Regions from separate parts of the Mus musculus genome. Here region 1 is linked to region 2. Evidence: chromatin loops called from intact Hi-C (ENCODE). Cell type or tissue: heart. All regions are shown on one strand.

What was found. Hi-C counts contacts between places; a loop is a spot of excess contacts. Peaks named below come from ENCODE experiments on the same cell type or tissue, not always from the same donor. Only the 100,000 strongest peaks of a DNase experiment are listed, where the experiment ranks them.
Region 1: a loop joins it to region 2, with 2.3 times the contacts of the local background. A loop is called at or near these places in 14 of 42 quality-filtered maps.

The regions. Positions count from the first base shown.
Region 1 is chr15:64,056,010-64,064,009 of GRCm38, forward strand. Cyrib (CYFIP related Rac1 interactor B) reads right to left here and starts at 4,439. Exons shown (of 13, transcript NM_001360036.1): 1 at 4,186-4,439. In heart, a CTCF peak has its summit at 4,676; DNase peaks (open chromatin) are centred at 3,192, 4,322, 4,672, 5,822 and 1 weaker place; H3K4me3 peaks cover 1,891 bases; H3K27ac peaks cover 1,766 bases.
Region 2 is chr15:63,993,223-64,001,222 of GRCm38, forward strand. All of the region lies in intron 2 of Cyrib (CYFIP related Rac1 interactor B), which reads right to left. Among named protein-coding and RNA genes, the nearest start is that of Gm25628, 29 kb to the right of the region's middle. In heart, a CTCF peak has its summit at 4,744; a DNase peak (open chromatin) is centred at 4,979; H3K4me3 peaks cover 2,568 bases; H3K27ac peaks cover 2,242 bases.

The DNA of each region.
Region 1 (8,000 bases), 63 kb after region 2:
ATGCACAAGCTGTCCACTGACCCCTCACAGGTCCTTCACCCACATTCCAAAAACACATTTCCTTTGCTCTTGCCACGAAAGGGAGCCTGTCGAAACACAATTTCTTTCTTTCTTCCTTCCTTCCTTTCTTTCTTCCTTCCTTCCTTCCTTCCTTCCTTCCTTCCTTTCTTTCTTCCTTCCTTCCTTCCTTCCTTCCTTCCTTCCTTTCTTTCTTTCTTTCTTTCTTTAAATAAGCCCTGCAACTCCTTTAGTAGTTTCAGATTGTCTTAAATATTATAAAAGCCACTCTGGGCCACATTTCTTCCAGCAGACTTCATCCACTTCGATTATTTATATATTTATGAACGATACTCATGGAGCAGATGGCAGCTACTAAGGCTTCGACAAGTGGGGGCAGGAATGAATGGGACAGAATGGAAGCTGAGTGAATGACTCGTCCGATTCGTCTTCCCGACAAGCTCTGATGGAACCATCTCCCACTCAGTGGAAGCCCAGACACCAGCCGGTCAACAATTGGATGAGAAGAACACTCTTGGGCTTCCAAGTGCTTGCAGAATCCAGATCTTTCTAGGAATAGCCCGCTAGCCCAGAGCTGCTTCCCAAAGCAGAACGGGAGGGAGGAGTGGGGGGGTTACGGGGGACAGGATGGTGACACTAGATGAGGACAGAAAGAGCCTCATAGAGGGGAAGCAAAAACATTTACTGAGCACCTACTGTGTGCAATACTGGTCCATCAACCTCTGTGTTGATCCCAACGCCACCTCCAGATGGCCAGCATGACTCTCCACGTTACAGATGATGAGGGTTCAAAGAGAAAGGAAGGATTGCCCACAAGTGGGTACTCTGATCCCCAAACCCACACTCTCAGTGCCTCTGGAACTAGAAATGGATGGCGGGGGTGGAGGGTGGGGTGGCAGTGGGGTACAGGTAATTGTCCCTTATCTATATCCTTGACGAGGAAGTTATCTTTCAACCTAAGGCCATCTAGCCTTCAGGTCTATCTGAAGTCTAAATTCTGAAGTTCTACTAAAAACAATTTATACTGGGTCCACTTGAGACACAGGGGAAGTCAAGTCTTGGCTAAAAACAGGAAGAAGATACACGGGTTCAGGAAGATAAGGGAGGGGTGTCACCAACACATAGAGGGTGGATGGGTTATGAGAGAACCAGAGAGAAAGGTGGGGGGTAACATGTATTGGCAAGCCTCTGTACCCGGGGCTATGGATACACAAGAGCTCACACTCCGTCTTCAGCAACCTATAAAAAAACACCCCCTCTTAGGAAAGTTAGTAGCCCTCCCTCCCTGGCCTCTTCCCGTTTTGTCTCTGGAAGTTTCACTGCAGCTAAAACAGAGAGGGGCTCCTACAATCGTTTTGTCTATGCTCTGACAGGCAAGACTGCCACTACTATTGCCATAATTGGTCTTGTTCTCGGGACTTCCATCACATAACTGATGCAGATTCAAGTGCACGACTCATCTGCCCATTTTACAGATGAGAACACTGCACAGAACCTTGGATGCACATGAGTGAGCAACAGAAAAATGGGTTTACATTTGGATCCTACTCTCTTATGAGTACCCTGTGCGATGGGCAAGGGCTAGAACTAGCTCACCAGTTTGCAGGCAGGAAAAGGGGGCTTCAAGGTGATAGTGATGTAAGACCACCTGCTGACCACTCAGATGAACTGATGTTATGGGTGTTTGTCTGTGTCAGACAGCAGCTCATCACATAGCACAGGCTGGTCTCGAACCAGTGATCTTCCTGCCTCAACATCCATAGTGTTACATTACAGGTAGGCACCACCACACCCAGTTCACGCAACCAGTTTAAATCTACACAGCACAGCCTCAGACAGATTTGTTAAAGATAGCCAAGTGCCCACACCACCAAAGCCACAAGAAAGGTGGTTTCTCCAATCAAAGAGATGGCAGAGATGCTGGACATGCAGCCACAATCTCCTGGCATCAGTGTCTCTTAAGAGCCCTTTCTGTGCACCCGTCTCGAGATGTAAGGCCCGCCAGGGACTAGGAGCCATGACTTTACTTCAGGAAGAACCACCAGAGAACAACATCAAGGTCACTTTGATGCCAGATGCTGACCTTGGGATGTAGACAGAATGTATTCACAAAGCACAGAGGGGGAGCCATCACTTTCTCACTCATTCAGAACACAGGTCCATCTTTCCCAGGATAAGCCAGACACAGTTGTCAAGGTGACACAAAGCCATTCAGGATGCAGAGGACCACCAGAACCCCAGGCTAGATTTGCAGCCCTAAGGTCCTGCACCTGCCTCTCCCAGGCTGAGTAACAGGAAGCCCTGGCCTCACACCAAGTCTGGGTGAAATGGAAAGATTCTCTCTTGCCACACAGGTGACTGTGGCCACCATGTGCATTAACAAGAGCTGTGTAGCAGTGTCTCTGAATGGAGGAGCTTGCTTGCCTCGGTAGTAAATGAATGGAAGTGACCAGGGACACAGTGCCACACACCTGTGGTCTCAGAACTTGGGTAGCAGAGGCTGGAACATTCACAAGTTCTGGGCCAGCCTGTGATACATCATAAGGTCCTGTCTCAACACGTCAAGAAATTAACAAAGCAAGAAGCAGTCGCTCTCAGACTTCAGAGACATGCACACAAGGCTTTGGATGTGAAAAGAAAGAGGGGGGAAATGGCTGTTAGACAAAGCAACATTTCCTTAAAATTTCCCAAAGTGCACAAATACCTCCCTCCTCTCTCTCTCTCTCTCTCTCTCTCTCTCTCTCTCTCTCTCTCTCTCTCTCTGTGACACACACACACACACACACTCATAATCTACAGCATACTTATTACAAAGTGCCTCCAGGAAGAAAGCCTAGCCAGGTGACCTGTTCTGCAGGCTCCACCACAGGAGAAAAAGCCACCTCCCCCAGCCTCCTTCCCAGTTACATGGAGCCCAGGGCCTGGGAAATCATTCCAGCTGGCAACCCTGCCAGCCACCTCCACTGTCATCGCAAAAAAAAAAAAAAAAAAAAAAAAGCTTCCTTTTTCTCCACACTGAATACAACCCTCCAAGAATAGGGAGAGTCTCAATCAAAATCAGAGTGGAAGCTTCCTCAGAGGGAGTCCCTATTTCCTCCAGGGATCCGCGGATTTCTGGAGGCTGAAGTAACAAAACATGGCTCTGGTGATGATGGGGTGGAAGTTAAGGGCAAAGAAGGCAAAAATGAGGAAGCCTACGGGCTCACTTCTCAAAATTTACCAGCCACCAATTCATTTCACAACTATCTATAGGAAGCCTCCCTGTGCTCCCGCCCGGCACGTGTCTTAAGGGATGAAGGCATTAAAGGGGAGGTGACATTCCCACCCTGAACCTCAAGGCCAGGAAACCTAGTCCCATTTACTGCAGGCCAGAACTGAGAGCGGCCCATTTTACAGACACAAGGAGCCGAAAGACCCAGAGAATGCAGACAACTTGGCCAAGGTCACAAAGCTTGTGAGTGGTAGGACCAAGAATTAGACAGAGGTGCACAGCCACGTGACTCTCCCTGCTGCGCCACCTTCACACTCAAGCCCTCCCCCACCCCTCCATTTCTAGCGGCAGGGTGGGGATCTGAGACAACCCCCTAGGGCTCTGCTTGCAAAGGAAGTCCGGGTTCCTCTTTCCTCCCACCCCAGACACAAGACCCACATTCAGAGGACACACGGATTCCTTCCAGACCTACTGTGTGTGCACGACCCCCAGAAAGCCCTGTGGGCTCCAAATGCCTCCACCTCTGAACACTAAACTTCCATTTTTCAAAAAAAAAAAAAAAAAAAAAACTGATAATGATGATGATGATGCCGATGATGATGAAAACATAACGGGCAAAGAGGAAGTGCTGTTTAAACGCCGGCGGGGGTCGGAGCAGAAGGAAGTCAGGCTGGTGCGAGTCTATTCGCCCTTTTGGTTCCTCAATTCAGCCTCCTGGCCTGGAACCCCCACCCCCACCCCCAAAATGAAGTTAGCGGAGGGCAGCGCGGAGCCCGGGTCAGGCCCTGCAGCGCTCACCTGGCCTGCAAGAGGGGTGTGCCCGGGGACAACCACTCGGACCCCGCGCCCCAGCCTCCCAGTGCACAGCGCCCCAGGCGCTCGCTCGCTCCCTCCCTGCAGCCCGGTGAACCAGGGCGGCGACGCCGCAGCAGGCTCCCGGCCGGCCCTGCACGTACCTGGCGGCCCGACGGGCGGGCGGGCGAGCTGGCGGCGGGAGCCTGCGGTGCACACACGCCGCTTCCGGGTCGGCGGCTCGCGCGTCCCCGCCGCAGGTTCGCGAGCGGCCCCGCCGCGGCAGCAAGCGACAGCAGCAGCAGCAAACGGCAGCAGCAGCGGCCCGGCCCCGGCGCGGCCAGAAATCGCTATAAAAGGAAGAGGCGGCGAGGAGGAAGAGGAAGCGCTGTTTACCTTCGCAGCCCAGCCCGGCGCCGCACAAAAGGAGGACGCGACGCGCCGCCCCCCGCGCCCGGGCCCCGCCGCAGCACGGGCCCCGCGTCACCGCGCCCGGGACCGCCCCGCACCGCCCCCGCCCCAGCCCGCACAGTGACCTTGGGCGAGTCCCGGGCGCCTAGGCCCGACCCCCAGGGCGCCGGGTCCCCGCGGCCCCTCCCTCACCTGGGACGAGGGGTCGAGATGCGCTCGGCTCGGGCGCCACCTGCCTGGCTGCCCCTGGACCGCGGGAGCCGGGCAGAAAAACACCCATGGGGTCCAGTGGTGCAAGCCCGGGCACCAATAAAGCAGAGGCGATGCGAGGAGGGGGTCTGGGCTACCCACACGGTCACACGGTCGTCCCAGGACTTGTGATTTAGCGAAGGGGAAACTCCCCAAATACCATCTCCTTGTTGGGATTTTTGGTGTGGGGACCCCTGTCCTTCCCTTTGCCTAGGACATCATTAAGGGGCATTTTCCCCCTCTCCTTTACTCCTCTGCCCTCAAGTCCATGTCATCGTTATCTTGATTTTCAACCAGATTTTTCAGGAATATTTAATGTTCCGTGAAATATCTTTTCCCTGACCTCTAACGTGGTATCAAAAGGGTTACATCCACAACTTTTGCCCCTCCTTCTCATTCTTATCACCCCTCCACCTGTGCTAGGGGCTTGGGGGTACAATATTGGGGACTGATTTACCTTGGACTATTTCATCTTTAACAAAGGGGTGTGTCCAGATTTTCCTTAACCTGGGCCAATTCGGGGAACTTGGGGTTGCTGAGGCCTCCAGGACGGTTCTCAGGGAATTTTTTTGATTGCAAAAAAACTTTGTAGTGCTGGGTAGAGCCACTCTGATGATGAAAGCTTGCTTGCACTGGGACAAGCGAGAAAGGGTGTGTGGCCCACTTGGCATAGCAAACCCAAAGGGAAAGCAGAAGTGCTTTCTAGAAGTCTCTGGAGGTTTTTAGGCCAAGGGAAGAATTGCCTGGGAGGCTAAGGGCCTGAGTTCAAGTCCTCCCTGACCATTGCACTTCATGACCCTGGTCCAACATCAGAGCCTGCCAGGGCATCAGAACTCTTGGCTCTGGGGAGCAGATGCCATCTTAACAGTGTAAGAAGTGGTCTGAATATTGAATCAACGGTCAGCTATAAAGTTGAGGGGACAGCAGAAGAGGTTTTAAACCTGGGCACAGCAGAGAGCATGCAAAATGGGAGGGCCTCAGTCTGGAAGTTCAGAGTGAACCAGGTGCCAGAGGCTGTGCCCACCTCACTTAGCTCTCACCACAGTCCATGAAGCAGCCTGCCCAGAGTTACACATGAAGAGGCTGAAGCAGGGACAGATGGCATCAGCCTGAGGTCATGCCTATCACATACCAGAGGAGCCAGGCAAGCACCCAGGTTGTGTCACTTGAAGCCCAAGGACGTGCCCAGTCTGAGCCATGTGAAATGGAACAGACTGTAATGAGTCTATATACAGAACCTAGAAAGGCTATGACCATTGCTGCTGCTCCTATTGGAATAAGTGTTAAAAGACTCAAGGACCTAAGAAGCTGGGGGGACTTCAAACAGCTTAGGGCAATTGGAGTGCAGCCTGAGTGTGGGCAGGAGGCAGGGAAGAGCAGGGGAAGAGGAGGGCATGGTCAGGGGTCTACACTTAGCCTGTGTTCCACTGAGTTCACCACTTGCTAGCTTGAATTCCAACCAGTCATTCCCATGTGTCTCAGATAGGAAAGTCTGTTCCCAGATTCAGAGGCTGAGTCTTGCTTGTTCAATCAGACTCTGGTATGCTTGTCAGATGCAAGCAAATGGAGAGCTGGAAAGAGTGTTTTCAGAGTCTTTGTGGCAAGTCTGTGGTGGCCTGAGAGATCAACCCTGACAATAAATAGTGAACTCCAACATCCTGTAAGGAACACTACCTGCCATTCCCAACGACACAGGCACAGGCACGTCATGTACCCCCTCCCCGGCCCCCCCCACTGTCACTCGTCCATCTGTAAATGGATATGATAATGTCACCTTCCTTCCGGTATAGGAAGGACTGACTACATGAGATGATGAATTTTACATGATTTGCCAACTGTGGTGCCATCTTTTTATCTTAATATTAAAATCTGGATCTCATGGCATCTTTCGAGCAAAAACTTGTATTTCCTTTGTGTGTGTGTTTGCAGGAGCGGATGCTGCCCTGCCTAAAAATCGACAGAAGGTGAAAGTCAGGTGACTCAGGCACTTACTGTTGTCCTGCTGGGTTAGTAGTTTACAATTAAACACATGCTGCATCCCAACATGACCAAAGCAAACTCAGGGAAGGCCTCTTGCCTGTTTGTCTGGCTCCCCTCCCCTCTGGCCCTACAGATCCCAGAGATGATGCAGAAGCTGCTAAACTAGATGGAGCCCGGCCAGATGCTGTGCGGGGACACAGTAGTGCACACGGAAGATGCCTGCAGATGGCTCATCAGCACATCAGGCCGGATGGACATCCTTCTCCGTGATGTAGCGTGTCCTGCTGTATGTAGCATGAAGCTAAAGCTGGAACAGTGGTTCTCATGGACAGCACAAGGAGTTTGAGCCTTCCAAAGCCCAGGAATCAGAGGTTCGAGGCCAGCGGGGCCATGGAGCAAGGCCTTGTCTCAAAAACACAAAATCTGTGGGGTGCAGTGGCACATGCCTTTAAAGCCAGTGCCCAGGAGGCAGAGGCAGGAGGATCTCTGTGAGTTTGACAGTCTGGTCTACATAGTGAGTTCCAGGCCAGCCAGAGCCACACAGTGAGACCCTGTCTCAAGAAAAACAAAACAAAACAAAACAAAACAAAACAAAACAAAACAAAACAAAACCAACCAGATAACCAAACAACATGTGTCCTGTGGGGGCTGCTGGGGACTGCTGGACTAGGGAGCAGGAAGCGTTGGAAAGTGAGTGTGTGATGTGTAAAGGGTTTCCTTTGAGATAATAAATTCATGCTTTAATCAAATCCCAGGGATGGATAGCCATGAAGAGCGCATGGAATGTCTCGGAACAGCTTTCGAATCTGGGCTCTGTAGATGTTACATGAACTACGTTATATTAGAGTATCCCATTGTATCTGCAACCAGAAATGGATCAGAGTGGGGGACTCTCGGCAAGCAAGTGTGGTGGGAAGTCCTCGGGAGGGGTCACTGCCTTTTACAAATAGTTCTACAGCAACTAAAACTAAAACAAGACTTATTAACTCAGAACATGTATCAGTGTTACCTGACTGAGTTTGTGTTTTTAGGAAAATAAAGAATGAAATACCATTCAGATACTTAAGAGAGTTTTTTTTTTTTCATTTTTTATTAGGTATTTAACTCATTTACATTTCCAATGCTATACCAAAAGTCCCCCATATCCACCCACCCCCACTCCCCTGCCCACCCACTCCCCCTTTTTGGCCCTGGTGTTCCCCTGTACTGGGGCATATAAAGTTTGCAAGTCCAATGGGCCTCTCTTTCCAGTGATGGCCGACTAGGCCATCTTTTGATATATATGTAGCTAGAGTCAAGAGCTCCGGGGTACTGGTTAGTTCATAATGTTGTTCCACCT
Region 2 (8,000 bases):
ACCATGCCCATTACTGCCACACAGAATAAATATTAAGATTCTAATATGATCTCTCGCCATATTCCCATGCACTCACTATTTATCTGCCTGGCCAATTTCCCAGGTCCTACCTTGGAAGGTAATACACACAGCAGGATGGTTCACCCTGATTTTCTAAGATTGGAAACCCACATAATGTATTAGCACGTAAGTCACTGTGCTGAAGTTGACAGAAACTAGAGTCAGATGGGAAAAAGGGACCTCACAGAAAAATTGCTTCTATTAGACAAACTGGCCTGTGGGCATGTCTGTGGGACATTTTCTCGATTAACTATTATGTGTATGTAGGGGGGTGGAAGCCCACTGTGAGTAGTGCTATCCAGTGGTAGGTGGTCCTGAGTTATATAAGAAGGAAAGCTAAACAGTACAGAAAGGAAGTCATAGCAGAGTTCTCTCACTCTAAGTCCTCACTTTGGCTTCCATCAAAGGACAATAACTTGTAAGCCAAAGAAATTCTTTTCTGCTCCAAGCATCAGTGTTTTATCAAGGGAATAGATATGAGAAGGGAGCACAACTGATTTTTTTCACTGTTACACCGATTTGTGCTCAATAACTACTTGGGTAAATTAATGGCCATTGACATACCAAAGAATTATACCATATGTCAAAGAAAAGAATTTATATCCAGCTTCTTCTGTTGTGTGAAGACATATAAGACACCTTGTGTGAAGGTACACACCTATAATACCAACACTAGGGAGGTTGAGACAAGATTTCAAATTCAAGACCAACCTAAAACTACACAATGAGGCCCTGTCTTTAAAAAGGAATGAAAGAAAATTACAATAATGTCACAGGGTTATGCATTTCCATTTTACTGTTTTAGAAATTTGTTCAGAGATCCAGTCTCATGTAACCAAGGGTGGACTTGAACTTGTAATCCTACCTCTACTTCTCAAGTGCTAGGATTACAGGTGTGATTTGGTACTCACATTTTATAATCTCAGGATTATCCTATTTCAAACTAGAAATTAAATGTCATGTTTTATGTCCATATACACTGTTTTTTAAAATCACATATAAGCACTACAATTTTACAATGAAAAGAATCTCTAAGTTAAAAAAAACCTACAGATGTATACTTCAAGGGATTAAAGCAGATATCAATAGTAGGGCATATGCAGAGAAGCTTGTGTAAGGCTCTGGTTTTAATCTCAATCAGGGAAAGAAGAAAGAGTGGCAAATAACTGCTCAAGACCTAGTTAAATCTCAGATTCATTTATATGAGTGTATTCAATTCCCTATTACCCTTATAAAAAGAGAGAGGTGGCACAAGTAGTCCCAACTAATAATGTCATAATTCTTTTCCTTAGCAAATAATATCCAAAAATGTTTATTCTGACCTACAATTCAGTATCATCTAAATTATCTGAAAGCATGCCAACTGATGACTGGAAGAAGTGTCCCAGACACTATCAGTCCAAGATTTAACATGTGCCACATGATGCACTAGCAAAGTACACTAAGTAGAAATTACTGCAGGGGAGAAAAGAATGCAAAAAGATTTCTTGCCTAAAGAATACCATCTAAATATTTAATGTAAAATAAGGCCTCAAACGAATACCTTGAAATAAAAATGTATTTAAAGACTGTGAGTCAAAAAGGTATTCTACCTAGAAGCCACCTGAACAAATAGCCAAAGCTCTTTGAACCTTAGTTTTCTAATGTTGATCAAGAATGAATCAAAGTTAACCTATGTCTTCCAAGGTTGTCATCTAGCTAATTTACTGGGTATAAGGCAGCTGCTCAACACTGCAGCCTAGCACCTGACTCCTCATCTATCAGACAGCAGTATAAGTATTTATCTAACAAGACTGTTTTAAAATTAAACCATATCTTAAAGTACTACCTCGGCCTAAAGAAACCTAGTACAAGTGTTAGCTACTGGTAGCATATCAGCATGACTAGTCCAAAACCAAGTTACCACTGTACCGTTGGATTATGCCATCTTTGCTATGTGTTTAAAAAAAAAATCTTTGAATAAATTAATCTACTTTAGTAAACAGATATAGAAGAGCTCCCATAACCAAAACACTTTATGCTAACTCTGGGAAACAAACTAAACACATGAGAAATGTTCTAAAGTGACTACTGTTCATGAATACTGGCAAGATATATGTATCGACACACCCATTTGAAATAAACAAATCCAGCCTATAAATTAGACGCTAATGTTATGTCTATTCTTCTTTGCCCCCTAAAGATCTCAAAATAACTTAATAACCCAACATAGCAAATTCAAAATACTTAGTATTTTGAGATCTGCAGCTCAGAGCAAAAAATATCTTTCTCTAAAACTTTTGCCACATAGTTACAATAGTTCCAAAGTGCTGTTACAGTCTAGGATGCCCAAAATATTAACAATTCATACACTATACACCAGGCAGAAACTGCTAAGCTGTGCTATAAAAGAATAACCAAAAATAATAGACAGGATATAAAGACCAACACAAGTGTTTTCAGATAATATAGTCTTTTGCTTTCCTTAAACAGGGAAAAGAAAATTACTGGCTCTTAACAACTGAAGCATCAATACTTAGTAAGAGTGATAATCCAGGCTTTTCCCTAAGGAGACTAGGAATAATATGAAAAACCCATCACTCTGTACTTCTCCATCAATTACTGTTTACTAAGTAAAGATAAATGGTTGCTTCAAAGTCAAATAATCTTGAACATGGCACAATTCCACACACCTTATTTTTAACCTATTTTCAGAAAGCTCAGAGAAATGAATTTTTAAACTCCATTAAACATCACCTATACCATGTAAGAAATCAACTGCCTTCACTCTTTGCTGGAACAACCAAAAGCAACTTATTAACCTAGCCCCCCTTGATTAAATGGTCTCCTTCTTAGTGAAGAAAAAAGTATATATACTCTGTGCATTTACATATAACACTACAGAACCACCAAATGTAGAGCATTTTACAAAGCAAGGCTTTCCTCCAAGGCAGCCACATCACTACTGATGTTATAAGGGATTTTCTAAGTCATCCTGAAAAAAATCACTCTGGGGAAAAAAAAGAATGAGAAATCTTGCTGCTGGGGCAGGGTGAGATGGCCCAAGCATGGCTACTTTAGTTCAATCCCTGAATCCCATGGTGAAGGAAGAAAACAGAATCAACTCCAGAATCACACGCAGACTCCTCCACTTTCACACACAAACACACATCATTAATTTTTTTTTAAAAAGAGAAATCTGTAAAGTGGCTATTCAAAGCCTAAAGTGGTGGTGGTGGTGGGGAACCTCCAAACCCAAGAACAACAACAACAAAAACCTAGTTGCTCAGAAAGAAAAAAGTATTAGAAAATGCTGCTGTGGCCATTACAGGGTGGTATGGCTGCCATGATATATGGCATGTGTGCTCTGAAATGAACTGGAGTTCACCATAACGGACCATGAAAGTCACAGTGCAGAAAGTGCTGTTAGTTCATTTTATAGATGCTGATTAGGCAATTTCAGTTAAACTTTACAACAGACTATCAAATACGCTCCAACTACACTCATCCTCAGCACTAAGCTTCCATTTCTACTACTAAACACAATTAAAACATGAAAAGGATCTGTGTGTTTTTTCTTGGGGTATGCTAATCTAAAATTATGTGCACTAAGGTGCTAGGACACACAAGTGACAAGAGTTCCTTAGGCTACAGGAACATCAGTATACCAAACTATAAGACTCAAAAAACTCAAAATTGATTGGAACACATTTCTCACGCAGCAGGGTTCAAAGGTGTCAGACTTAATACACTTCAGGAGAAGAGAGAAAGTGTCAACGAATGAGAAAACTTTGCTTTATCCAGAACGGGCATTTGGTGGTTCTGCAAGGGCTCAGGCATCCCAGCAGTATGTGGAGTGGAAAGGGATAACAAGGAGTGCTATAAGAGTTGTCAGAGGCAAGAAAAAGTCTCACTAACAGTACAAACAGGTGATGCTGCAAAGCAGGCATGGGATCATTGAAAAGAACACTTTTTGACAAATTTTATGCTCAAGAGAAAAATGAATGTACCACATACGAGGGAGGCGGAGTGGTCCAAAGAAGCCACGAGATTACACACACATCCCGATGGCCACTCTCACGAGACTCTGACAGACATAGATTTGGGTAATTATAATAAAAAGCTGTGTGTGTGTGTGTGTGTGTGTGTGTGTGTGTGTGTGTTGGAAACACACTAAGGCCACACCCTAGGATTGAGCATCTGGACTTTAAACGCGGGGAATTAAAAGTTGAAAGGTCTGGCCTCATAGGTGAAAGACGCAGCGATGGGAGCAAAGACACACAAACCCTCCAGGGGCGCAGGGTGTCCCGGCAAAGCGTGGCATGGTCCGAGGAAAGGAGGGGTGAGGGCCCGGGAGAGCTGGCCCGGAAAGCAGGGAACGCCGGGGCACGGAGGAGCCTGGGAGTCGGGGCGCAGCGGAGCACGGGGGCAGGATGGCAGGCAAAAAAGCCGGGGAGCCGAGAAGCGCCCGGCACGGGGCTGCCGGCTCCCGCACGCGCCGCGGCCCGGGCGGAAGAGCGGACGCCGAGAATGAATGGGCGGAGGCCGGGCCCAGGCAGGGCCGGGAGCGCGCAGAGCGGCCGCGCGGCCCGCCGCGGCGCAAGGGGCGTGAGGAGACGACCGGCCGGTCACTCACCCGCCGCGAGCTCGGGCACTCGGCCGCGCTTCTCTCGGCCGCCGGCGGCTCGTCACGGCGCTAGGGGGAGCCCCGGGCCCGGAGCGGGGCGGCGGCGGCGGCGGCCGGACCGGGAGCCCCTCCGCACCTGCCCCTCTGGCGGAGCCGCGAAGAGCCAGGCGACAGCGGCGACGGCGGCTTGGAGTGGGGAGGGCAAGAGACCCGGATGTACAGGGTAACGGCGAAGGGGGGAGGGGGAGTGCCAGGAAGTGAGGGCGCCGCGGACCTGTCCGGCCGTGCGCATGCGCCGCGCGACCGCTGCGCAAGGTAAAGCCTGGACCGTCCTCCCCGCCCTCTTCTCCCACCCCTCGGGAAAGGGGCGGGGCGCGGCCGGAGACAGGTGGTCCGGCGCGCCCCAAGGAAAGCCGGGGGGCGCGGCCACGCCATACGAGACCACGCCCTCCCTTAAAGGGGCAGCACCTTCGCGGGAGGCGGCGTTCGGGAGGTTGCCAGGGTCTTACTGCGGCGGTGAACAAGTACAAGCTCAAAAAGAGACCAAGGCTCTGAGCTAATTACCCAGGGAGACGCCACATTCCAGCATCCCGCACCTGGAGAGGTCTGGCTCCTGGCAGCAAGCCTTTCCCCTCGGGCCTGGTACTGAGCCTCTCGCGCGCGCTTCCAGAGGCAGCTCTGGCACTAGGCAGGCTCCCCAGGGCCTAGGGAGAAGCTCCGTTATCGCCTGCGATGCTATCGCAGAGACGCCCTTGGGAGGTGTTAAATGATCAGTCTGGGAACAGAAATGAGACTCACTTGATAACGTGGCTTACCACAGGCAGTCTTTTTAGATAAATCAGACCCTTGTTCTGGGGTCGTCGACTCCAGAAACGTCGAGTGGGCTGTAATTCTGATGTGATGTAGAGCTACACCACTTAATTACTTTTCTAATCCTACTGTCACTCTCGGCAAATAAATGCTCCCTTCCCCTCTGAACACACAAAAAAAGGTCTCATCTACTAGTTCATTCGAATCCTGCTGTAAAACTCGGAGCACTAGCAGGGAAATATAAACGTTTAGCACAATTACCTCTCCCATAACTATATTTAGTTTTCTGAGCACAGCACTAAGATGAAAGTAAGGTTTTGAGCATTTTGGGGGTTAAGACCCCAACTGAAAAATCCCATGAAAGTATGGACTTTCTTTTTTTCTCCTTAGGAGGATGCATATATAGACACAAATCTGCATATGATTTTCCAACTCATGAACTTAGGGGCAGTTCGAACCCACAAGCCTACCCTTTACTCCCAACACTCATCATTTAAGAACCGCTGGCCTTGATAAATGTAGCCAGTTAACTCAATCTGGTGTCTTCTACTGTAGTAAGCCTGTCTGCCTCTTCAGTTTCATGAAGACAATATGGTATGCAATCCAGGAGAGCCTGGGGTGGGGGTTGTACATTGAGGGCAAGAATCCTAGATCTCAGATCTTTATACTTCAGGAGGCTTTGGACTCAACACTACATCGGGTTTTCATCATTTTTTATTAAACTATCCTCACCATCCAATAAGGCTTGCTCCATTTACCTGACACACACTGGTATTCATTGGCCCACGAATGTAACACCATGTATCTGACTGGTCCCTCTAAGCAACCACACAACAACTGCAGAAATCTCTCCCATGAACATCCAGTTTAGCTGGAACACCTCCAACCATAAGGAACACTTCGCTACAGTCTTCACCCACTGGCCTTAATGCTATCTGTGGGAATCAGAAGTGGACATTGGCCCTGAGGTGCTTATACTCTGAAAAGAGTTGGCTGGTGACTAAAAACAATGAGACAGGTCTGCTGAGAGCACAAAAGGCTCCTTTCTGAGCAGCTTCCCCCTCATCGACCCAGGACCCATTTTCTGGACATAGCGAGAAACACAAGCAAGCTCCACCATTGCCCATGTGCAGAAAGCTGGCTCAGGAAACAAGCCCCCTACAAGAAAGGCTAAATTTCTTCTTCCACAGTTCTTTCTCCCCCCTTCTGCCTCACCACAATCACATTTCATTCAGCTGAGGCCAAAGGTTTAGAAGTTTTAGATTACAAAAGCAAGCAGAAGGACACCGGGAAGACGTTGGCAAAAGAGGCCTGGCCAGTCAGAGACGCTGCAGTCAGGGCCACTACCTCAGATCTCTGGAATCCTCTCACTACTTACACGGTGCCAAGCATTGTACGCAGCCTTTGACTTGCATTTCCTCCTTTGCTTTTCATAGACACCCATCTGGTACTGTTTTCATGTCCGCTTTGTAAATGAGGAATGCGGGGTTCAGTATGTGACAGTTCCAGGATTCGAACGCAATCTGTCAGCTCCGAGATCTGTCTGATTCTCCACATATATATACTACACTCTGTCTACTTCTCAAATTTCAAAGCACGACGACGATGATGACAGAGCTAAAGGGACGCTCGGCAGTTAGGAACACTTAACTGTTCTTACAGAGGATGTGTGTGTGTGTGCATGCGTGTGTGAGTGTGCGTGTATGTCTGTGTGCATGTGTGTGTGTGTGTGTGCCTGTTTGTGTGTGTGCATGTGTGTGTGCACGTTTGTGTGCGTGCATGTGTTAATGTGTATGTGTGTGTGTGTGTGTGTGTGTGTGTGTGTGTGTGTGTGTGTGTGTTTGTGTATCAGGATCCATCACTCACATCAGGCCACTCACAACTGCCTTCCATTTTCCACTCCTAAGAAATCTGACACTCTCAGGCTTTTCACAGGCACCTGTATCCACATGCTTACACCTATGTGTATGTACACATACACACAAATGAAAATGAATAAATCTTTATAACATTAAGATAAACTGTTGGGTTCAATCAACGTTTTGTGCTATCCCTTCTACTATATCCCAGGATTCATGGGAAGGTCTGAGGTAGAGAACACATGGTCCCTCTTTGAGGTCTCTGGAGGTTTCTATAAAAGAGCAAGAGCTTGGAAATTGTAACAGAGAATGTTGTAATGTATGTTGTAAGAAGGAGCCATCTCTGCTTGGAACAGCTCTGAAGGTTTTGCCAAAGCTGGGGGACCTTTAGAGTTGGTCCTGAGGAACTGAGGCAAGAAAACGGGGCAGCAAGGGAGCAAGAGAAGTCTGTGAGACATCTGGGATAGGAGAGAAGGACAATAAAAAGCCAAAGCCACCGCAAATCTTAACACAGTGACAGGAAAAGATACTTGTAACGAAGGGAGAAACAGAATCTGATATATTTCCTATCAAGACCACTTGGTACAGGATGTCCAAATGGACCCACTGTGGGAGACAATAGAGGCCAGGAGGCCAGCAGAGAGGCTCTGGAGGGGTCCAAGTTG